Regions from separate parts of the Homo sapiens genome. Here region 2 is linked to region 1. The links are chromatin loops, found by intact Hi-C in ENCODE. Cell type or tissue: dorsolateral prefrontal cortex. All regions are shown on one strand. Links, peaks and the distances in the headings refer to the core of each region. The heading gives the core; the rest is flanking DNA.

The links. Hi-C counts contacts between places; a loop is a spot of excess contacts. Peaks named below come from ENCODE experiments on the same cell type or tissue, not always from the same donor. Only the 100,000 strongest peaks of a DNase experiment are listed, where the experiment ranks them.
Region 2: a loop joins it to region 1, with 2.2 times the contacts of the local background. A loop is called at or near these places in 8 of 110 quality-filtered maps.

Annotation. Positions count from the first base shown.
Region 1 is chr6:130,937,270-130,949,581 of GRCh38, reverse strand. All of the region lies in intron 3 of EPB41L2 (erythrocyte membrane protein band 4.1 like 2), which reads left to right. Among named protein-coding and RNA genes, the nearest start is that of SMLR1, 120 kb to the right of the region's middle. In dorsolateral prefrontal cortex, for the core only: no CTCF peak of the experiment used is centred there; a DNase peak (open chromatin) is centred at 5,701; H3K4me3 peaks cover 648 bases; H3K27ac peaks cover 5,591 bases.
Region 2 is chr6:130,890,678-130,902,989 of GRCh38, reverse strand. EPB41L2 (erythrocyte membrane protein band 4.1 like 2) reads left to right here. Exons shown (of 20, transcript NM_001431.4): 7 at 1,810-2,028; 8 at 3,412-3,499; 9 at 7,871-8,023; 10 at 8,549-8,646. Among named protein-coding and RNA genes, the nearest start is that of SMLR1, 69 kb to the right of the region's middle. RefSeq lists a cis regulatory region at 649 and an enhancer at 565-734. In dorsolateral prefrontal cortex, for the core only: no CTCF peak of the experiment used is centred there; a DNase peak (open chromatin) is centred at 6,545; H3K27ac peaks cover 4,206 bases.

The DNA.
Region 1 (12,312 bases), core at 1,690-9,689:
TCCCTTTTCTTCTTTTTTCAACAGGATCTCTCTCTGTTGCCCAGACTGGAGTGCAGTGGCAGTCCCTCTTCTTGCCTCAGCCTCCAGAATATATGGGGCTACAGATATATGCCACCATGCCTAGCTTATCTTTAAATTCCTTTTATAGAGATGAAGTCTTGCTTTGTTGCCCAGGTAGGTCTCAATTACTGGGCTCAAGCAATTCTCCCTCCTTGGCCTCCCAAGGTGCTGGGATTACAGGCATGAGCCACTGTCTCTGGCCCCATTATGTATCATTTTTGACCACTGGATTTTTTATAGGTGTGATTTAAAATTTCCAAAAGTGTGTGCATTTGTGTTTATGTATGCATGTTTTGTGGGAAGAGAGAATTTTTTTGTTTGTTCATATTTCCAGTTTTATGTTACAGCGTGGTCAGAATGTGGTCTAAATAATAGAGATTCTTAAATTTATTAAGACTTTGAAATATATAGTCAATTTTTATAAGGGTTCTTTTTGAATTTGGAAAGCATGATCTTCTTATTGTTGATACCGGTTTCTAGGTCTGTCCACTTGGTCAGACAATTATGTGGGTCATGTTATCTATCTCTATTAATTGTTTAACTGCTTAGTTTATCAGTTAATAAGAGAGGTGTGTTCAAACCTTTCCTTGTAATTGTTGATTTGATAATTTCTCTTGGTATTCCTGTAAGTTTATGCTTTACAAAATTTGAGGCTAGATTGTTAGATGCACACATGTGCAGAATTATATATTCGTGGATAGCCCTTTCTTTTTTTACCATCATATAATACCTTGAAATTTATTTTATTTGATATTTATGTTATTGTACTAGCTTTATTTTAGTTAGAATTTCTCATGACTCTCTTCTGCCTTTTATCTCCTGACCTTTTTTTTGCGTTTAAACATTGTATCCTTATGTCTTTGAGATGACTTTTTAATCACATTTGAGAATTCTGTCTTTAAACTGGTAAATTTAGACCATTTATTTTTAGTACTACTGAGATTAGTGACTCTATTTTGCCATTTAATTTTGGATTGTCTATTTTTCTTCGTTTACTTGAATTTGCTTTTTTCCCTTTTACTGCTGCTCTTTTAGAAATTAAGTATATTACAGACACACTTGAGTTAATAAAGTCTAATGCTAATCACTATGCCTACTCGCCTCTTTCCCCATCTTATTTAGTATGCATTTCGTAGATCTCGGATCTCGTTTTGGAATGATACAAAAACAACAATTTCTTATCTGTGTAACTAGTCCTTCTATGATCTACTACCTGTAGGGAATCAACTTACTGTGTTGCCTGAAGCAGAGTTGAGATAGTATCCAAAGCGAAAAGCAGCAGTTTAGTCTTCTAATTCACCAAGATTTAAATTGGGAAAGCATAGGAGTCTTCATTTTTATGACTGTATTAATTTATAGTTAGAGTATCTTTTCATTTAATAGATGATTACTTAATATTGCCATTATAAGAATGAACTTTGGAGGACAAGACATGATGAAATAAGCTTAAAAACAGCATTTGTGTTGAGTAATCCTTTCTTTTTCTTTTGAGTTCATAGCAAAATGGAGTTTGAATAGATTTTAGTGATGCTATCCCACAGCAGATCTTATGTACCAGCAGTTCACTTGAATTCTAAGCTGTGACTTTACATCTCAACATAGGCCATAATTCATCAATATCCTAATAGCTATTATAACAATGCAGAAGTTATAAATTATATTCCCCATTTTATTGCATTTTCCTTTTATACAAGTTTTCCTCTTATTTTGATTTTCCCGTTGCTTGCTTAGTATCATTAGTTTGGGTCTGTTACTCATCAGACCTGTTCTTGTTTCCTCCTCAGGAGTGGAGCCCAGAGTACAGCCATCATGGGGTTGAGCAGGCTAATGTTTCCCAATTCCAGTGTTGACCTTAGGCAGATTGGATGATATGCTGATGCTGCTTATCGGTGGTTCTGTATCTCTACACCGGAAATCACCGTCTGAGGACTATTTGGGGAAGTAGATATGGGAAACTGTAGCTATTAATGAACTTTTGAGCACTCAAGGAAGGAGAATAGAATATGGGAAAGAAATACTTGTATTTGGTTTGAGAGAATAGATTTGTTTCCATCTGTTTACTCTCAGCAAATATTGTATTTCTTTATGGCTCTTCAGAGGACTGTAGTTATTGTTTGTTCTTTTTCTTTCTATATGTACATGTGTCTAATTTTCAATTAAACCTTGATATAACATGCCCACTGAAGAAGACCTAATTGTCTTCACTTAGGGTGTTTACAACAATGGAGAGAAGCCACTCAAAGCATGGGCTGTGCAGGAAGTCATGAGGTGATAGCTTGGCTTACAGGGATCTTATAGAGAGTAGGGTGAGGTTCTAAAAGGCCTCAAATGCCAGGATGAGAAGATTAAAACTGATCCATAGCAAAAAGGAGCTGCTTAGTAATGGACCAGAGGTTGTAAAGTCATTGGTATACAGGACCTAGCAAAGTCAAGGGCGCTGTTTAGATTTTGGAACATTGTAGCTAGCTATATGGCTGCAGTAATTTAAGGGGCTGGGGGGGGGGTCTTCTTTATTCAGTGCATTGCTTATGATGCACATCAGTGGTCTCTATAGATAATTTTTTTTTGTGATGCGATTAGAACATTGGGTATGTTAGGCACTTTCCTGTTCTTGTTACCTATCAGTACCTTTGGTCAACAAAAGTACCCCCTTTAAACCATTTAATGTGAATATTGCTATATCAATGGAATAATTTTTTTAAAATCAAAAAACATAATTCATGGGGGCATTTTTGTTTGACATCTGAACATCATCTCTGCTTCCTAGCTTACTCACTCTATATAATTAATATATTCTGTATAATCTATATTAACATGTTGTTATATATTTATATGTATTTTATGTGTCTATATCCCCATGTATCTGTTCATATCCCTTCTTTCTCCCCTCATCCTCTACTTTTTATGGCTTCCTGTTTCCACATTGTTTTTCCTGTGGGCTATCAACCTATTCTTTATCTCCTAAACTTCAGGAATTAGATAAAGACAACTGTCCAAGGAACCAATACAGTACTGTTTTTAAAAACAAATCGCCATCTTTGAAATTTGTGTTCTTTTAAGGAAAGAGGGCATTTGCTAATATTAAGTGGATAAAAAATTTTTATGCCACACAGAATTTTCTGGATTCCCCAAGGCTGGAAATAATAAATGAACATAAACATTGAGTAACAGTGCATTTTTAAATGATGATTATAGTTAAGTTAAAAAAAATACTATGGAAATGGCCCAACTTTAATGTTATTTTTGGCTTATGTAACAATAGGTTTATTGCTAAGCCATGCGTTAATTTTGACCTGAGGCCTAGGCTCTCTTTGTGCATTTGTTCCAAATCTTTGTGGTAGGTACTGTTTCATTGTTGTCACTGATAATTACAATTTACATTCTATACTAATTTATCATCTATTGATAGTCAACTGAGATCTCAAAAATTTTTCGAAAAAACTTTGAAGATTTTTTAATGAAGAAACTTTATAACTTGATTTTTTTGGAAATGTTTTTATCTCATTGAGATATTTAAATGGTATGTGCCAACCTTCTTTGGTTCCAGAGTTAAATTGTAGAGAATTTTTGGGTGTCTCTTGGATCCTGCATGTTTACTTCAGGGACTTGACTCTAGCACTCTTTATGATGTTGCTGCTAAGGTCATTTACATACTCAGTGTGTTAAAACAGCAGAGCTCTTTCCTCTAAGCGGGGGAAAAAAACAATAAGGTTTAGTTGAAGCCATGGATATAAAGTCAGGCGATCTATGTTTACTTTTCTTTTTACTCTTTGGGTATCTTGGGGGAGTCACTTCCTCTCTTCTATTCTCAGATTGCAAAGAGAATGAAAATATTTGCTTCCTCCATTTCTAGAATTGAGCTGGTTTTACTACAACTGATAAGTCGGTATATGTGTTTTAAAGTTTGCAAATAAGTGTGAAAGTTCCTGCAAGACTTTGGAAGCTTGAGTGAATGTGCATTCTGAGTTAGAGTTGCTCACATTTTCCTCTGGCATCTCAAAGTTGTTCCCACATGTTGATTTTGTCTGAGAATCAAGGGCATTGTTTCTGCCTACACAGGAATGTCAGTACCGTTTTTTCTTAGTTATGAATAAGGCTAACAATGTAGGCTCTCTTCATCAGTGTTCTGTTGATAAAAGTATTTCTCAGAGAGCAGAATGTGTCGAGGTCTTTTTGCCTTTCTTGTGTTGAGTTCGGGTCTCGGAAATCCAATTTGCTATCATTACTTTGAGTGTGTTTTATTTGCTTGTTTGTTTATTGTTGTTTCTTTTCACCCTCCAAGGTGGTATTTCAGACCTATAGTACTGACACTTACTAAGTTTACTAGTTAAACAGTTTCAACTATCTACATATTTGTAGAGGATCTGGAAGTTATGGCACTCTATAAGATTCCATAAAAATAGTGGCAGATTTATATGTCATTTTGGGAACTAGGAATAATTTAATGGGCATGTATTATGTGCAATTTAAAATTCCAGTGACATTGGTCAAGGTGGCATGTCTTTATCCTTTTAGCTTAAAACAGGATTTAGGGTGGTAATTCTATTCAAAACTTAATTTGTATTTACTAAATGGGAAAAGACTGCCGTGCCATGTAAGTGATAGAATATTTTGGTCCAGCTTGAAGAACACAAGGAGCTCACAGCAGCAGAGCCTGGCCTCATAATCAAGTCACTCCTTAGCTGGACCTCGGCCCCCCTCCCTCCTCCACTCTTGGTCACGTATAACCTCAGGCTATCTTTTGACCTCTGTTACCACTTGATTTTCTGAGTCTTCCCTTGTGTCAAGTTGGTCCTCTAATCAGACATATGCTGAGTTGCCTGGCCTTCCTTCCAGTTTCTGACCCTACCAACTCCACATTTTGCTTTCCCCATCACATGATTCCTGCCTATCTTAGTTTCCAACTCAAATCCAGCTCTCAGAATGTTCTTTTCTTCCTTGGAACTTGTTTGCACCATTAGTTTGGCAATTAAGCATGCACTGCCTTGTGAAAGACTCTCTTGTATTGCTGTGTTGAACAACTGCTAAACTCTTGTATTGTTTGATTTTTCTCATGCTGATGTTGTTTCTTCACCTGGTTTATTATTAGTTTCTCTGGAAAAATAACTTTCTTCTCTCTCCCCATAGAGTCTTAACGGAGGACTTTGCCTAAAATACTTCTCATAGAAAGTAATTTTGATTTATTTCCCTGTACTTTCTTGTACATTTATAAAGTTTTTATCTTTCTATCCAAGATAAATGATAGCATTTGTTTATTTATGTTCCTAAGTCTTCTCTCCATCCCCTCTAATTAGAAAACAAAGATTTGGGCATTTGTGTGTGTGTGTGTGTGTGTGTGTGTGTGTGTGTATGTGTGTGTATGTACGTATATATATATAATCCACCCACCCTCATCATTGCGACTGCTGTCCATTATTGCCCTGCTTTTCAGATGCTTGGAAACAGCAGACCGACTTGTTATATAAATACTTCAAAGGCTTATTGTAAATGAAAACTATTATGTTTCTACAAAAGATTGTGAAACTCTAGGCATGAGAGCCATATAGAAGTTACTATGGTGTGACCCTGGCCCTTTAGGAGCTCACATTCACAGCTCAGAGGGAATTGCAGGCTCCCGGAAGCTCTGTTCTTTCACTTCTGTTGGAGCTGCTATCAGACCAGGTTGTTTGCTGGCTGGGCGTAGGCTGGGCTTGAAGATACTATAATTCTTATTCTTTGTCCCTTGTTTTCTAATAATGCCTCCTCTTCTCTTGAGGAAACTAAAGAATGATAGGCCATTTTATTTCTCAGCATTCGAGGAATTCTTTCACATGCTTTTTTTCTTCTCTGTCTTCTCCACATTTGGTTTCAAAACCAGGGGATTACTTTGTTTGCCCCTGCATCACTGGTATTTTAAAAGCATTAAACTTGAAAGTAATTTCTAACTGTGAGCAGCCATCCTGACATACTTTTGAAGAAACTGTCCACCTCTTGCTGGATAGGCATGCTACACACTGGCAGCCATGCCAACTCCTTGGTGATTTACCACTTAGTAAGTTTTTACCCTCATCAGAGGGTGGTAGTAGAACAGGAACTAGATCTTTGAATTATTTCTCTGTTTTGGAATGAAAATTACTTCAGGGTCGAGTAAGGTTAGAAATGTTGGGAAAAGTTATTTTCAGAATAAAATTTATGCTTTAAAATCAGTTTGGACACATTTTTGTTACTTTAAAATATGTACTCACGCCAGTTAGAATGGCGATCATTAAAAAGTCAGGAGACAACAGATGCTGGAGAGGATGTGGAGAAATAGGAACGCTTTTACACTGTTGGTGGGAGCATGAATTAGTTCAACCATTGTGGAAGACAGTGTGGAAGATCCTTAAGGATCTAGAACCAGAAATACCATTTGACCCAGCAATCCCATTACTGGGTATATACCCAAAGGATTATCAATCATTCTACCAAAAAGACACATGCACATGTATGTTTATTGCAGCACTATTCACAGTAGCAAAGACTTGGAACCAACCCAAATGCCCATCAATGATAGACTGGATAAAGAAAATGTGGCACATATACACCGTAGAATACTATGCAGCCATAAAAAAGCATCAGTTCGTGTCCTTTGCAGGGACATGGATGAAGCTGGAAACCATCATTCTCAGCAAAACAGGAACAGAAAACCAAACACCGCATGTTCTCACTCATAAGTGGGAGTTGAACAATGAGAACACATGGACACAGAGAGGGGAACATCACACACCAGGGCCTGTCAGGTGGTGGAAGCTAGGGGAGGGATAGCATTAGGAGAAATACCTAATGTAGATGACAGGTTAATGGGTGCAGCAAACCACCATGGCACATGTATACCTATGTAACAAACCTGCACGTTCTGCACACATATCCCAGAACTTAAAAGTATAATTTAAAAAAATATATGTAGGCAGTAAAATTTAAAAAATCTTTGCCAGAGTTCATCAAATGAAGGGATGTAATCTAATTACACTCTCTCATGCAACAACAATTATCAGTATCTTTTGTTAAATCCACTGTGTTTAGAATCATTCTGTCATCATTACTGTTTTATTTCTAGTCTTTGATTTCTTTTCTATTGCTTCCTGTTCTTCTGAACAAATTTAAGATGATGTTACTGACATAGTTTTTGTTTTTCAGCTATCAGGAAATTTTACCAATTATTTGCTTTCCTCATCCTACCTCCACCTTCCCAGCTGCCAGGCATGATATGGGGGACAGGGATTTGAGAATCTTGTCTCCACCTGTGAATGTTGTTTAATTTATCACACAAAAGCTGGAATTAGGTGCATTCTATTCATCCATTCCCTTAGCAGGAGCACATACTCTGTGGCCAAGTGGAAACATGGACAGAATTTATCATTAGTATTTATAGCACTATAACATAATATGCCAGCATTTGGAGCTTAAAGGGATTGAATGCGGTATAACATAATAAAATACAGTCTGTAAAAATCCGTGGATTATTCAGAAAAATAGTTTTATGATGCAAGGTGGCTAAATTATTAAAGCACTGACATAAATGATCTGTCAGTTTGCTATTTAAATATTTATTTAATTATGCTCTACAATGGAGTTATACATCAACTCTGAACTGTGTTAGAAAAATTATGATTAGGAGTATTAATTTATCTTTTATTTTGTTTTGACTCTTATATTCTGGAGAGGCACCTGAGGGCACAAGCTCCATTCTGTCTAGTAATCAAACTACATCTCATAAGTGTACTTCATTTGCAGAATATGCCATTTTAGCCTGTTTTGAGATTAAGCCTGATTTTGTGCATCAGTCTGGTTATTTGCACAGAGAGGAAACTTAATCTGAGTGTTACCACCATCTACTTGTTGTATTCACTGACATCTCCTTCCAGATTTCTGTCAGCAACAATTTCAAGTGAATCAAATAGGACTGCTCTGATAAGCTATTCTTCCGTAGCACAGAAAGCCTGTATGAATCAAATGTCAAAATTCATTCTAGGCAAATAGTTTACAGAGAATGTGCTAGCCTACAGAAGTTTGCTGCTCATGGTTTTTGAAATAAGTTTTCATGGAAATATGGTGCTTAGCAACTTTTATGAAAGATACTTAAAAAAATTTGGTGTGCGCTTCTGGCTAGAAGTTCGATACTAGCCTCTTTATTATCTAACAGTTATAGTCAATTCTCCGTCTTTTAAAAGAGATTATAATTCATTAGAGACTTAAGCTAAGTCTTGCTGTTTAAAGTGAGTAGTAGAAAAAGTTGGACAAAAATCCTGGGTTTTCATTTTTAAAAAATTAATGACAGGGTTGCTAGTCTCCCTTTGTGATGGTATATAATTTTTAAGAAAAATGAGAAGTTAAGGAAGTCATATTTTCACACTATTTTACAAATTTCCTCTCAAAATAGTATTTATTTAAATATATCCTATGTGTTCAGAAATAATTTTTATCCCCAGATATTGATTTGGTTCCTACTTGAGCTGAGAAGATAAAAAGAAAAGTATGAAGTATCATTTTTCCTTTTATTTATGAATTTTACTTTCAGAGATAAGCTTTACATATAAGACAGTAATAGCAGGTGTTTATACACACACACACTTATATCCACATACATAAACATATGAGTCAAATTGATAAAGTATTGTTTATAGTTCTGAAAAGTAATACAAAAGCACAGAAGTGCCAAGTTACTATAGGCTGGAGTCGGTATGCATGTCTTCACTGAGGAGAAACTTTTGGATTTCAAAGAATGATATATTTAGGGCTGAGCACGCTGGCTTATGCTTGTAATCCCAGGACTTTGGGAGGCCGAGGCGGGCAGATCACACTTGAGGTCAGGAATTTGAGACTAACCTGGCCAATGTGATGAAACCCCATCTCTACTAAAAATACAAAAATTAACTGAGCATGGTGAGGGGGCACCTGTAGTCTCAGCTACTTGGGAGGCTGAGGCACAAGAATTGCTTGAACCCAGGAGGTAGAGTCTACAGTGAACCAGGATCATGCCACTGCAGTGCAGCCTGGGCGACAGAGTGAGACTCCATCTCCCAAAAGAAAAAAAAAAAAGATATATTTAGGAAAAACTCAGCTATACCCTAACCTAACCTATTACATTTTTCATTTTAAAACTGCTTAAATAGTAGCATCCAAGCAAAAATTGGGGGTTACAAGAAAGAAAAGGTTTTAATATATCCTTGCGTATCAAGGATGACATAAAAAAAATGTACCAGAAACATTTGTTCAGGGCAAACCACTTTCCTGGCTTTACAGGGCTAGTGTTGCCATTTTTGATCCAGGCTTTCTTTGGCTTGGCATTAACTAGGAATCTTCATCTTGCAAAGCCAGTGTATTTATTGGGGTTTAAATAAATTAAGCTCTTTGCTTCTGCTAAATCTATGGAGAAGTGGATTCCCACCCATGGGAAAGAAAGCATAAAATACAAATGCACTGATCCTACCTCCTATCCTTTTTCAGTCTGCTTATCCTAATTTTGCTTTTCCCAGGTTCCTTGCATTGGGGGAAGAATCACGTGTGCATATGTACACAGTAACATGTACACTCTGCATTGTCTTAGAACAGATTTTGTAGGGAACAGAGCTAAGTGTGCATGTTCATTCTACCATCTTTAATTGGAAGTCTATTTTCTACTTAATAAAAGTTGAACGATGAGCATGTTTTGTCACATACTAAAATAAAGTGGACTCTTCCCCTGAATATAGCACATGTCAAAGTTACCATTAGGCTCTCTGGATATCTTCTAAAAAGACTTTTGATTGTGGTAGCTTTAGTAGCATCTGTTTTGACATAGTTCATTGTTTTCTTGCAGATGCTTTTCATTAGTTTTCATTTTGTTGCTTTAGTATTCCCTGCTGGTGTCTAGATAATCCGTTTTATTTTGCATGTGTGTTTAATTGGGGGGTGGGTCCTAGGAGATGAAAGAGGATAGAAATGCTTTTCTCCTTAAAATATGTTATTTGGGGCCGGGCGCGGTGTCTTACATCTGTAATCCTAGCACTTTGGGAGGCCGAGGTGGGCGGATCACGAGGTCAGGAGTTTGAGACCAGCCTGGCCAACATGGAGAAACCACATCTCTACTAAAGATACAAAAAATTAGCCGGGCTTGGTGGCACACGCCTGTAATCCCAGCTACTTGGGAGGCTGAGGCAGGAGAATTGCTTGAACCCGACAGGCGGAGGTTGTAGTGAGCGGTGATCACACCACTGCACTCCAGCCTGGGTGATAGAGTGAGACTCAGCCTCAAAAAAAAAAAAAAGTTATTTGGGTTTTTGGCAAATAGGTGCAATTCATTTGTTATTCACTTGGTTTGGGTCACTATTTATTATATATAGTTTTGTGGCTTTATTCATTAAACATTTCTGGACCAAGCATTGGTGATATCATGAGGGATTTTTAGTCTCCTCTGCCCCTGGTTGGAGCCTGTGCAGTAAAGGGGAAAGATTTCATTCCTGTGTTCATGGTTGGGTTTCACACTGATTTACTTTTCTATTTCTTGGTGCTTTTCGCCGTTAGACTTTCTTGTTACTAGTTCCATGATGATATCCAGGTGTTCCTTTATAGTATTATAATACAAAAAATGTTCTAAGCTTCCTGCCTACTTTTTCTTCCTCTGGAAACAAAATCCCTACTTTTTCAAATCTAGCAGATAAGCAGCTAAGTAACAGAGGATCAGCAGTTTGAGTGAATGACTTTAGTGTGTGAATTACCTGTACTGCCTTCTAAGAGATCTCTGTATTTTAAAAGAAGATACCTGTTTACTCTAAAGAATCTAGTGGTCGAATTCTAGTGGTAGAATTTCACTATTGAAGCCAAGAGAAGTAAAAAAATAAAGGCATTTTGGGGTGGGAGGAGGCTAGAGGGCTGGATTTTTGGCATCTTTGGATCAGGTGGGCACACTACCAGTAGTACAGCCTTTTTGAAAGGCACGGTTCAGGGCCATGTTCACCCAAAGCTGCTTAACTTTCCTGCTTCTGAATTCTAGGTTCTTTCTGATGCCTCAGAGTTTCCTCCTTACATAGTTGTAGCATTTTTTGTGTATGTGTGTTTTAAATCAAGCAAGACCTTAAAGATTCACCCAGCCAGGTCCCCCTCCCTCCACACTCCAGTGGTGAACAAAGACCTTGTTGTCACTTTGTCTTTTATTTTACTTTGTTAGTCATCCACCAGGAATGAAAAACTTTTACTTGGAAAAAATGTCAAATTGAATAGAAACACTGTTGCCCCAAGTAGATCAATGTTTAAAAACTGAGATATCTCAAAATGAAGTGGATTTTTCCCTAGATTGCCTAGAAGTTGCTTGTCATCAAATTCAAGAATCAGAAATTCAGGTGGTGAAGTATATGGCAACTACTGTTGTTAGGAAACTCATCGAGACCTCTCCTTTTGTGTCACGTCCTATCTCCCTCTGCTTTACAACCATAATAAAGTAAGCGTTTAAGTGATATAAGATTATTCTGCATTGTAACTTGTCTTCTACTTTGGTTAGTTTTTAAAAGAATAAGCACTCCTGGCTAATAGAGGTAAGAACAGTTTCAATGGGTCTGGCTTGTGATAAGATGTAGGATCTCCAGTCGTCTTGTGTTTTTCCACCTGATGATTTCTTTCACAAAGGTAGACTCAAATATAGTTGTCATTGAAGATTGTCAGATAAATCTTATTTTAGCAGGCTGTGTTAATCTTTTTTTTTTTTTTCTTTTTGAGATGGAGTCTCACTCTGTCACCCAGGCCGGAGGGCAGTGGCACGATCTTGGCTCACTGCAACTTTTGCTGTCCTGGTTCAAGCAATTCTGCCTCAGCCTCCCGAGTAGCTGGGATTACAGCCACCTGCCACTGCAACTGGCAATTTTTTGTAGTTTCTGTAGAGACATGGTTTCACCATCTTGGCCAGGCTGGTCTTGAACTCCTGACCTCACGGTCCACCTGCTTCGGCCTCCCAAAGTGCTGGGATTACAGGCATGAGCCACCGCGCCCAGCCAATCATTTTTTTTTTAAAGCATTTTAAGTGAATAATTGAGCATTTGATTTATTATCCTGGCTTTTCTATCTGGGTCTTTGAAAGGGACAAAAGGAGCACATATACACCATGGGATGTAGCCTGGCCAGATTGAAAACTGAAAATTGATGGATTTGGAGTATGCAGGCAGATAGTTGAATGCTGGGACAGGGATCCTCTTTGCTGACTGCCTCATGGTTAAGCTTTTAAAAATTTGTTGGTTAAGCTTTTAAAAAAATTTTAGGGTTTTT
Region 2 (12,312 bases), core at 2,649-10,648, 48 kb after region 1:
TGTGGCCTGGAAGCTTAAATGTCATGATCGAAATCTTCACCATGACTTGAGTGAACATTTAGAAGCTGGGGTAGGCTTCTGAGAAGGGCAAGAACACTATTTCGAATAATGTTTGAAGAATGCTTCATAGTGCTGTGTGAAGGTACAGTTGGGTAATTCAGGAAGCTCATGCCATTTTTTGTTTGAAGTTTTTAGGATTTAGACTTAGGCTTTGAAAACAGAGGAAAGGACCAATGTGAAAAGCAGAGACAATAATATAAAAGGAAGCAACAAGATGAAATCTTTGTGTTTAGGTTCTAAAACTTCCATAAAATGTGGAGAAACATCACTGTTGTTTATTAGAGAATTTGAGGATAACCTGGACCCATGGTTGAAAATTCAGTTGTCTGAAGTATGTACTGTTAATGCTTATGTTTTTCTACGGGTCAAGGAAACATATAATCCTCCTTAAAAGGAGATCTGCAAGGCATAAAATACTCAAAATACTGTAGTGATAGCGAGAAGACTTTCAGTCTCTCAATTACCGAGCACTTGTCATGTGGCAAGCCCTCCAGTAACTGTGGGACTATAGTGATGATAAACAGAGTCCCCGCCCTGCCTGATGATGTATTTGGGTGGTAATCCAGGTTCTGAACTGACCTGGCCCCATGTGCTGGGTTGTGCTCTCTGACCCAGTAACAACAAGGCCTGGACCAGAGGCCAGCACTCCCCATTTGATTGTGTAGGGTAGAGAGCAGGAAGAGGATTGGGCCCTAAAACCCAGGCCAGGCAAGTGTCCACAGGACTAAGATGGCCAGCTGCCAGTATGAATGCCAGTCTCTAAAAGGTCTTAAAGAATGAGGACTCTGCTGTTGATTTGGGAGGATCCATGGTGACCATAGCAAGTGGTGAAGTTAAAGAGTAGAAATCACATTTTAAAATGTTACCAAGAGGAATTGATAGTGGGGCTTAAAAGGTGGGGGAAACCCACAGGGTATATATGACATGTTTCTGCATTTTATTTCATGGAAAACGGAAATTCTTTTATAACCGTAGTGAGCCACATGGAACATTGAATGAGAAACATTATAGCCACTAATTATTATAGCTACTAGTTATTGATTCTTAAGCATGTACCAGATATTTTATTTATATTATCTAATGTTCATGCTCATCTTCAAAGGGAGGTAGAGTTCTTAGCGTCTTATAGGTGGGAAATTACCCTTAGGCAAGTAAATTAACTTGCTCAAGGTCATATAGAGTCAGGTCTTCCTGGCTTCAAAGCCCAGGCCTTTTCTGCTAAACTGAGCTAGCTACTGCTTTAAATGGGGTAAATGGAAAAGTAAGGGCTTCAAAGTAGAGATTTACCAATAACTGTTGTTAAAGGTGTTTCTGGAAAAGAAGAAATGTCAAGATGATAAAGGGTGGGTGACCTTAGCTTTTCTTACAAATGATTAAGACTAGTTTTTTTTTTTAATCTATTAATCCTTACATCTTTTGAGGGGCGTGCTAATTTTTATTACAGTTTGAAATCCAAGGAGACAGTTTAAGTGATTGAAATTTTTACTTCAGTTATAAAACTCTTATATATATACACACACACATATAAATTAGCCTTCTGGACTCAGTTTCTATAAATAAGCCACAAGTTTAGAAGCCCAAGGAGCAAGTTGAGGCTTTTTATTAGAGAAGATGATTTTTGCTGTTTATATGAAGAGTGCCTATATTGTATATTTGTTTTCAAAGGGGTACTAGCTTTTAAGGACTGTGAGTGCTCCAATCTCACCTAATGGTTCTCCCCTGACCCATTTCTCCCTCTGCTCCTCACAGATACTTCTTGTGCCTTCAGCTCCGGCAGGACATTGCCTCTGGCCGCCTGCCCTGCTCTTTTGTGACTCATGCTCTCCTGGGATCCTACACCCTGCAGGCTGAACTTGGTGACTATGACCCAGAAGAACATGGCAGCATCGACCTCAGTGAATTCCAGTTTGCCCCTACTCAGACTAAGGAGCTGGAAGAGAAGGTGGCAGAGCTGCACAAAACCCACAGGTCTGTTGCCTTGCTTACTGGAGAGAATGGCCATGGGAGATTTAAATAGCTTCTCTTGTAGCACTTACTAGACATTTGAGCATGATTTACAGGATTATCCAATTTTTCCTTTTGGAGTTTCACCTAGCACTAATCAAGGCAACGTGGAGCCCTTGAGGTATCCTTTCATTATTTTTATAACTACCGTCTGAGAAACTATACTTGTAAGACTGTATGTTTTCATGTATTGGAAAAATGTACTTTTCCCCATGACACCTTCTTCTCCCTATCCCCCTAACACATACACATTGGAGACAAACATGTCCACATACTTATTTGACATTTACTTTATATTTCTTCTGCCTTATAATTGTCCTTATTACTATATGTGGTAAGAAAGCTAGGGAGATAAGGAGGCATTGGGATTTGAATTACCAGTGTAGGTGGTGATGGACGTAGGAATAGTAACTGAAATGTACAGGTGATTCCGTTGGAAGATGACCCGTTGGTTTAGCTAAGATTACTTAACATTACATTAATACCATATTACGCTTCTAGAACATTTATATGTGTGTGAAAAGAAAATGGACTTTTTACACAAATTTTTATAACGCTAGCTACAAAATGATAATTTGTTCTATATTGCAAAATTACAGTTTTATTAAATATTACTAAAGTGATCTGAAAGGAACTTTCAAAAATTAGGTTTTTAAACAGGCCACATTCATTGATTTTTCTTTAAAAAAAATATGGTATTTGACTCTAAATGTTTTCTTATTAATTTACTTAAATTCTACTCAATAGACATTTGTTGTATAATTCTGATGTGAAATATCAGGTACTGACATGCCATGGGGAATGTGAAAATTAATGGGACATGATCTTGCTCTTTAGGAGCTTAAAGTTTACTTAGTTGGGTATATAGATAGGAATGGAAATAATTTTAGTATGGACAATTGATTTGTGTTACCTATCATAGGTATAAAATCAAATACAAGTAATTTCAATCTTTATTATGATCAACTCTAGTGAAATAAAATGAAGGAGTAAGAATGTGTTTATCACAGAAAGATGAGATCACTGTTTTTTATTCTCCAGTACTTATGTTGTACACTATTGCTGGGGCTTTTTTCCTCAGTGAAAATAATCAAAAGCAACTTTTTAAGATAAAATGGGTAAGAGTGGAGGTATACCTCCATGCAGTTTAGCAGGTTTACATTATAGGATCTTAAGGGAAAAATGTTAGAGGTTGAGAGTTGTTTTCTTACCATTTCCTACTTTTCTGCAAACTTGGCTGGGTAACTTTCTCTCCTCCAAACCCTCTGAGCACAGACACTCCTCCCATTCTGACTACATTTGCTCTGCATCCATTAATAAGATAATACTGTTTCTTTTGATTCTCAGGGGCTTATCGCCAGCACAAGCTGATTCCCAGTTCTTAGAAAATGCAAAGAGGCTTTCCATGTATGGTGTTGACCTACATCATGCCAAGGTACTGTAAATGTAACGGGGAGTAGCATCATAGTAGTCTGTTGACTGAGGTTTTGAGAGGGCTCCAGTTTCAGGATAGCACAGCTTATTTTTGGGAAAAGGATATTTGCTTTCAATTGAGGGTCTCTGGAATATTTCCTTGGTGACTAATTATGGGGTGTTTGGTTGTGGGAGGGACCATGTATTCTGTCTCTACCACTTGTTTTCCCAGTCTTTTTAATTAATGCCCTTTCATAGGTACTTACTATGACACACCTTGTCAGCCTTTTTTTTTTCACCGCTTATCCTGGTTTATTTTGCATTGCAGCTTCTGCTAGGCCAAGTGCTGTGTCTGTCCCAGTTCCCTCTCCCACCTCTGTCTTGGGAGAGGAGAGAAGACCTTAGCAACCATAAAAGGGCAAAAGTAGCATGGGACCACTTTCCAAAAAGCTTATGTTTGATGAAGGAGCCCTAGAGTTGGTCTTTTCCCTGTAGGTGTGTTTTGTACTTTGTGAAAGATAACGTAGGTGGGCCCAGGCTCTGGGTGATAAAGCACCTTCAGTCTAATTTGAAAGATGGTAAAAGAGTGGGACAATGGGGACATGGGAAGCCAGTCATAATCCTGAACACCGTAATCCCAAAAGATCAAAATCTCAAAAATATAATGCTCGAAAAAATAATTTTAAAAGTTATTTAAAAGACATTTATTTACGTTTTTAAGGGGGGATTTGAGAAACATAAAACACAACAGAAGTTCATAGGCCACTTTACACGATAAATTAGGCAGTAGTAACATACATTTTTTTTGCAAGCATAAACGTTCGGTATACTAACGAGAGTCACAGGGTATGAGTTATGAATAGACAAATCCTGTTCATAAAGAAATAAGTCAAAAAGTGAAATGTGTAAGCGCACATCGCTATAGTTGGTTGCCAGTAACAATATCACTTACATCATGGTTCTAGTTTAGATGATTATGTAGTGGGGAGAGTCGAGGAGAATGACAAGCAAGGTGAAATATGAATTTGGTTTTAAAAAATATGTCCAGAGTCAACATTTCCTTATGGTAGCCTGCTTTTAAAAGACCCTGCCAATCTGTAGATGTTGTTTAGAAGCCCAGATTATATGATTTGAGAAATCTCTAGGAAAGCTCCCCACACAATGATGTCTTTCCTCCCTAGGCCTCTGATTAATAATTCTTGCATTTGTGTTATTAATCATACTTCATATTTACAAAGCACTCTTTTTCTCCTCAGTGGCTTCCTTTATTTAAATATTTTTCTTTATTACAAAACTAATACATGTTCATCATAGAAAATAGAGGCAAACAGAAGGAAATAAAGATCACTTAAATCTTTTTATGCAGAAATAAGCATTCTTAATACCTTTTTTCTTTTCTTTTTTTTTTTTTAGACCCCTGGGCAGTTGAATTCACATGCCTTCTAAAAATGGGGTCATACTATGAGCATCATTTTTGTTAGTTTTTTTTTTTTAACTTACTATTATAAGATTTTTCTGTCAGTAAGTAGTCTCTGGCAGCATCATTTTTAACCACTAGATGCTGTATGCCCTTAATTTTAAAAAGTACTTTCATACCATCTCATTTTTTACAAGTATACCATCTCATTTAAAGTTTGAATGTTTTTTAATTTTACAGCTACATAAAACAGTGCAGAGAATGACTTGTTTAAAGCCATGTATTGTTAAATGGTCTATCTGCCTGATACCGTCTGGTAAATCCTAGTAGGAGGTGAAACAGATTGTCTTAACACTCCAGTGTTTTTCAGATCATTTTCTATGTAATGGGGACAGGCTAGGTTAGCCAAGAAACAGAAATAGGGAGGAAGGAAAAAATATGTTTGAGACCAAAAAGAGCTCCCAAACCTCTCCTCCTCTAGACCCTGCCATTCTTACCACATGCAAATCTTGCATCTCTACTTTGTTGATTGTTAGTTAGAAACCAATTCTTAAATGGCAATGCTGTATGTAAGGTTTCAGGATTCTTGTTTTTAATGTTGTCTCTTAGAAAAGTAAGAAATTGTGGACTCTGTTCTAAGTATAATACTCTTTCTTGCTGTGTAGTTAGGAGCAGAACACTAAAAAAATTCAAGATAACCTTCATTCTGTTTATCATCCGATAGACTCCTTAGGTAATATTTGATAAGCAAGATATTTGTGGCTTATTGAAAAGAATATATGTGGCAGTTTAAAAGAACTTTTCATATTTCATGTCGTTTAAAGTTTTGTGTCTTTATTTTTCATTGCCTTAAAATCAGATTTTTTTTTTTAATTAGAAGAGTTTGTAATGTCATATTCATGTTAGGATGAGTTGGAGAGAGTTAAATAAAAGGAATCTCAACAAAGGTGCAGAGAAACCATAAGAGAAGCGGGACACCCGTGGTAGCCCCAGGATAGTATCTGCAGCTATCCTAATCTCTCTAGGTCTGTCTGAAGGAGGGAGGGCAGAGTGGTTTCCAAAACTCCCAAGGAGAGATATGTGTGGAGAGGGCCGTCTTGTGGGGAGCCATTGTCAGAGGGACATAGTCAGCCTGAGGTGACCACGTAGGGAGGGAATCTGGATATTAAACACCCTGACCTCCCTTTCCTTTCTCTCCTGATCCTTTGCAAGAACTCCCTTTATACTGAACTCATTTGAAAGCCAGCCATCTCCATGCATTGCCCCATGCATTGCTCCATGGAGCAGTGAGCAATGCAGAGAAGGTGCTCCTTTCCATTAGTTTATTTTTCTGATTTTGATACCATGTGGCATAACTTACATGTGAAGGATCAAGGCCTGCCTTTTCCTCTTTCACTTCCTACCCTTCATCTGTCGTTTCTATTCACACAAATACTGGTAATTCTAAAATAATTACATAGAACAACAAAAATCAACTGATTTACTTGAATCTGCGTTGTGTCTATTTTTAAGTCAGATAAAATAGCTTCCTTGTCCTGTCCAAAGATTGCTTCAGACTAGAGATGGCTCATTCAATGTTTCAAATGCGGGTTGCCTCCCCACTTGTGGTAAGAACATGCCGTCTCGGGCAATCTTCTGCCTTGCTCCCGGTGGCCATGGGCAGTGATGGTTTTGGCAAACACACCATGGGGTCTGGTGCCAAGTTGCTTGGGCACCTGTGCCTGATTCACCCCAGCTTTTTAGTCTATTCCTAGAGAGAGTTGTGGCTGCCAAGATAAGGGTGAGTAAAGCAATTGATTGGATTTTTTAAAATGGCTCAAGTTGGTCTAATGTAATTTTATTTGTATATATGAATTACTCAAGTGTCACAGCAGAGAAAGCAACTGGCATCAATTAGCTAATACTATACTTTTATTTATAAAAAACTGATTTAAATGGTATCAAAATGTTCTGAGTAATAAGATAGACAAAATGTCCTTTTATTAAATTGGGAGTTAGACTAAATATGGGGTTTGTTGCAACATTTTTTGTGAGAATTTGTTTCGTATTGTTTGTGATTTCTGAAAATGTGAATGTCTTTGAGCGGTAGTCTTCAATTTTACATATGTTGAATGAGAGCCAGCTCTCCTCTTAGAGATAAACAATAATTTGTATGTTTTGAATACATGCATCTTAGATCTTCACTACTTGAAATGTGAGGAGACAGGTTTTCACTTTTGCCTGTAAATTTGTTTGGTTTTTAAAACATAATTTAGGCCTGTGATTATTCTAGATTGTCATCGATTCCAGATTAAAGCTCTAGGGAAAGAAAACTATTAATAACTTCAAGAATAGTCTGCAGTCCTTTGAAACGTGCCAGCCAAAGGAATGCCTAATGAGAACTGGATGTCAGCATTCTAAGTTAATGAAAAACTGCTTGAAAGAATTCAGAGATTTCAGCACTGTCAGCCTGGAAGAGAAATTATCTGCAAGGGATTGGTGTTTTGCAAAATATTGGCATAATTTTAAGAGCTATTAGCTAGGGTAATCCATCTGAGGTAAATGCACCTAAAGGAAAATGGTTGAACACATCTTAGGGTAGGCCAACAGACTGTCCCTGAGGCTGGACTAGCCTACGGGAAAAGCTCATTTTATTTCCCGTATCTTCAGGATCTCTAGTTCTGCTTCCTTTCTTCTCTGTTAGCTCCTACAGTGGAGCTTGAGAACATATGCATTACGCCTTTTGAAGGACACTGTGTCTTATGGTCATGTTGCCGTAACTCTTCGGCAAATCACACCTGATCCCTGAAGATGAATAAATTTAACATGTATGTGTGTGCGCCATAGTTTTCATTAACGTGCGTACTTGTCACTAAACTTTAAATACAAACCTGTTAAACTGTCATTCCTGATCATGATTTGAGGGAGCTAATTAGCTTCTTGATTTGTGTAACTTTCACAGCTCTTAACCATGGTTAATTGGGTTATGCTTGGCAGGACTCAGAAGGTGTGGACATCAAGCTGGGCGTGTGTGCTAATGGACTTCTCATTTACAAAGACAGACTGCGAATCAATCGTTTTGCTTGGCCGAAAATCTTAAAAATTTCCTATAAACGCAGTAACTTCTACATTAAAGTCAGACCGGCAGAGGTAAGCCAAGACATTTCTAATCAGTTGTTGTTAGTCGGCCTGTTTACGACCATGAATTTAAAAATTCTTTTCTATTAATTCTAAAATTTTAAGAAAATAAACTATTTATTCTTCCATTGTAAAAGGTCAGGGTTCTTAATGGTAAAATTGCAGTATATATACGTCTGGTCTGTTTTTAAAAAAAGCAACCATCACGCTTTTTACAAAAAAGAAAATGTGATAAGGTGTGGGCTCGTTTTTTCTTGTTGAATCAATTAAGTTGTGATCATTAGGAAAGCAATAAGATGAGTTTTAGTGAACATTGAAGGATAGTTGGTTTATGTGAGCCGTTGTTACTTGCTTTTTGTAGAAAATAGTATTGCAGTCTATGAAATTCATCTTTATATGATTATATTAGATATGCAATATTTACCTTTTTTGAGAAGAATAATTGCTTCTCACAGAAACATCTGAATGCATGCTTTTCAGTAACTTCTAGTCAGTTCTTAAGGAAATATGCTGATTTGTTTTACGGATTTATTCCAGCTGGAACAGTTTGAGAGTACCATTGGATTCAAACTGCCAAACCACCGGGCAGCGAAAAGACTATGGAAAGTGTGCGTGGAGCATCATACTTTCTACAGGTAATTTTAGGAAAACAGCTCGGAAGCCGGGCATGATCGCACATGCCTGTAATTCCACTGACTCAGGAGGCAGAGGTGGGAGGATCACTTGACCCCAGGAGTTTGAGACCAGCCTGGGGAACATACTGAGACTCCATCTCTCTTTTTTTCTAAGAAAGAAAGAAAACAGCTTGGTATTGCTTTTAGTAACCTCTGTGAATTAGGAGGTGGTAGTGGTGGGGAATGTGGCAGATGCATTAACCCACTGTCTTTGAACTCTTTTCTCCCCTCCTTGCCTCATCTCCTTTGTCTGCAGTCCCTCCCAGGTCCATTTCTGTCCATGCATTGTCATTTATAACTGAGCTGCCCCTGCAGCTGTCTAGAGCTCCACTTTCTGACTCTAACCACCTTTCCTTCCACCACAGCCACACTGCCTCATGCCTGCTACCATTCTTCTTTCCACTATCCCTCCTCTTAGGTTTCACTTCGATATTCTCATCAGCTGCCTCCTGACTTAACTTCTTTCCCAAACCAACTTGAACCCTATGGTCTGACTGCTTTGTCAGGAACGTTCTGACCCCCTCAAACTACTCTCCTCTTTGCACATTTACCTTCTCTGTCTGCTAGTCCTGGATTAGTCCTGTGTCCTGACCTCACCAGTTTTGGACCTGTGCTGTCCAAGTGCTACCTTAAAAATAGTACAACCATTGTGACACATGCAGTTACTCTATATAACAAAAAATAGCACAACTCTATGGATTAGTGCTATTACAGATAAATAATTTCCAGCATGAGCTGGATCCTCAGTGCTGCTAGGCAAGCAATTTGTCTTTTGACTTCCTTTGCCACTCCAAATGCTCATGGTCCTCGTGAGTCCCTAGGCACCCCTGCTTCCTCTTCTGATGCCCTCCACTGTGTGGGTCACTGAAAGAAGAAGCTGTGCATGAGTGTTCTTGGTTTCATGCACCTTCCCTTCTTCCCTTTTGCCTTTAATGAAGCATCGCTCCTCTCTCCTCCCATTCATTCTTTCCCACTTCTCCTGTCTCAAGGAGGAGATAATCATTCCTCTGCTTTGATCCCTCATTTTGTGCCTCTTAAATTATCCTGCTTTGTAAATTATTTGTTCCCTAGTGGGTACCTTTAGGTTCTTTGGCCAATAAATATGTCCACATCTTGCTCTTTAAAAAACAACAACAAATATGTATATATGGTTATATAAGATTTTGTATATAAAATCTTTGATCATCTAACCATCTTTAGCTTGTATCTTGTCTCTTTTTATACTTTTCTTCAAGGACATGTTTTTTACATGTAGTTTGCTTATCTTTGTTTTCTCCGTTTCCTCAGTTTTCTCTCACTGCAGTTTAGCTAGCTGTGTATCTAGATCCTTCATCTTTAAGGTTTTTGCTCTGGACTTATGGTCTAATACTGTTCTACCAAATACGAGCTGTGTCACCGTGATACCAACCTCTCTGCTTCACTTCCATCATCCATATATGATAGTAATACTAGTATCTACCTCATAGGATTGTTTTGAAAATTAAATGAGATAACACACATGAAACAACTTAGAACCATTTCTGGCATATCATAAAATTTATCTTCACCATTATCATTATTCTTCGTTTGGTATCACAGTTTGCTATTTTTAATGTGAATTATCAGCTGGCACACATGATTCTTTCTTGACGTTAAATTGATAATATCTATTTTTCAAGACTAATATGTTAATTTTTGAGGAGAAATATAACTCATAAAATATGCTTGAATCCCTCAAGTTACACTGATCATATAAATCTTTGAAAACTTTATAATTTTTCTTGGTAGCCATAACAAATTTCTCCTCCAGACAACATGAGCCAGCTCATATAAAGCTAGTAGATGACATTTATGACACAGGTCCAAGCTGGGCAGACAACAGCTTTCCCTGTCACATAATGATAAAAAAAAAAAAAAAAAAAGCAATAATCTGTTCAGAAATGGCAAGTGCTAGCATTCATTGAACACTTATTAGAGTCAGACACAGAATTGATTGCTTTATATCGTGGTCTATTTCTCGCCCTAGGCAAGACAACTGATGCTTAGAGATCGGTGCCTGTGGAGGAGCACAGCAGCCAGGCATCTGAGCAGAGATGGGGACCGGGCTTCCTGATTCTGACACCTGTATTCCTCACCTCTGTGCTGTCCTCTTCTTGTATTCTTGTAGCAGGAGTTTCCGAGGTGCATTAGCTGTGCAAAGCCTCAGGCCTCCTCATTTTTGCTAATGTACCATGGACTCCAGTTTAAAAGTAGACCAATTTGCTCCTGCAAACTTTTGATATAATGGTTAACAAAAGCAGTTTTAAATTTTTAAACCTTGCATAACGCTGCTTACAAAGCTATATAAAAGAATATATCTAACACAAAGGGCCAGTCATACTTTGTCTATAGATTGCTTTGAATCAGGTCAGTGGAATTTATTCTGTTTCAGTTTATCATGAAAGGTACAAATGATTTCTTTAGAAAATTACGGTGGCTTGCAGATTGAAGCCATTAATCTGTAAACAGATCTATTAATTGATAGCCAATCAGCTAGATTGATACTAGTGGAATAAGAATGTAGTAATAAAACTGATATGGCCGGGCACAGTGGCTCATGCCTGTAATCCCAGCACATTGGGAGGCTGAGGCGGGTGGATCACAAGGTCAGGAGTTTGAGACCAGCCTGACCTGGTGAAACTGTGTCTCTACTTAAAAAAATACAAAAATTAGCTGGGCATGGTGGCATGTACCTTTGTAATCCCAGCTACTCAGGAGGCTGAGGCAGGAGAATCACTCGAACCCGGGAGGCGGAGGTTGCAGTGAGCCGAGATTGCAACACTGCACTCTAGCCTGGGTGACAGAGCGAGACTCCTTCTCAAAAAATTAAATAAGTAAGTAAGTAAGTAAGTAAGTAAATAAATAAATAAATAAAGCTGACACCCTTGCTTGGAGCATTTAATAGAGCCTGTCACCATTCTGAGTGTTGTACAGGGATTCTTTTTTTTTTCTTTATTGCAGAAGATGATTTCTAAAAAAATTGTACAGAAAGTCTAGAAATACTTGAAATGATAGTGTTCTTTAAGAAATCACTCTTCCATAGTAAATGATAGGAAAAGTTTCGGTGGAATTCTTCATGTTTTTGAGTTGTCAACAAAAGTCTTCCTATTTAATAAATTAAGAGCTCTGAGATTATGTTTCTGTTAAGATATTTGTCAACTTTTGATCAAAGAGAGCAAAATAATTTCAGTTGAACTCCCAAAAAGATTGGTCCATTTGCTAAAAACATGCTTTTGTATAAGCCTAGAAATATTTGACATCAAGAAAGTTTGATTTCATTCTTTATGAACCCAGGGATTAAGCAGTAGAATTGTGCTGGCAAGAAGGGGTGTTAGCCATCTCTACAGATCCACTGTGTGGCATGTTCTTCATGGGAAAGAATCACTTAATGGAACAGATTCCTGAGTTAGATGTTTTCTTCCCAGGAGAAATAGGCATAAATATTAAGAATTACTAATGGTAATGGATTGTTACTTGGCGCTTATAGCTAGAAGCAAAAATTCAGACATGTGTTTATATAAATGATTTAAGCTAATACAAATAAATAACCTTTGATATACTGAGAACAGCTGTTTCTTTGCTTAGGTGGAGAAGAACATTATTCATGAA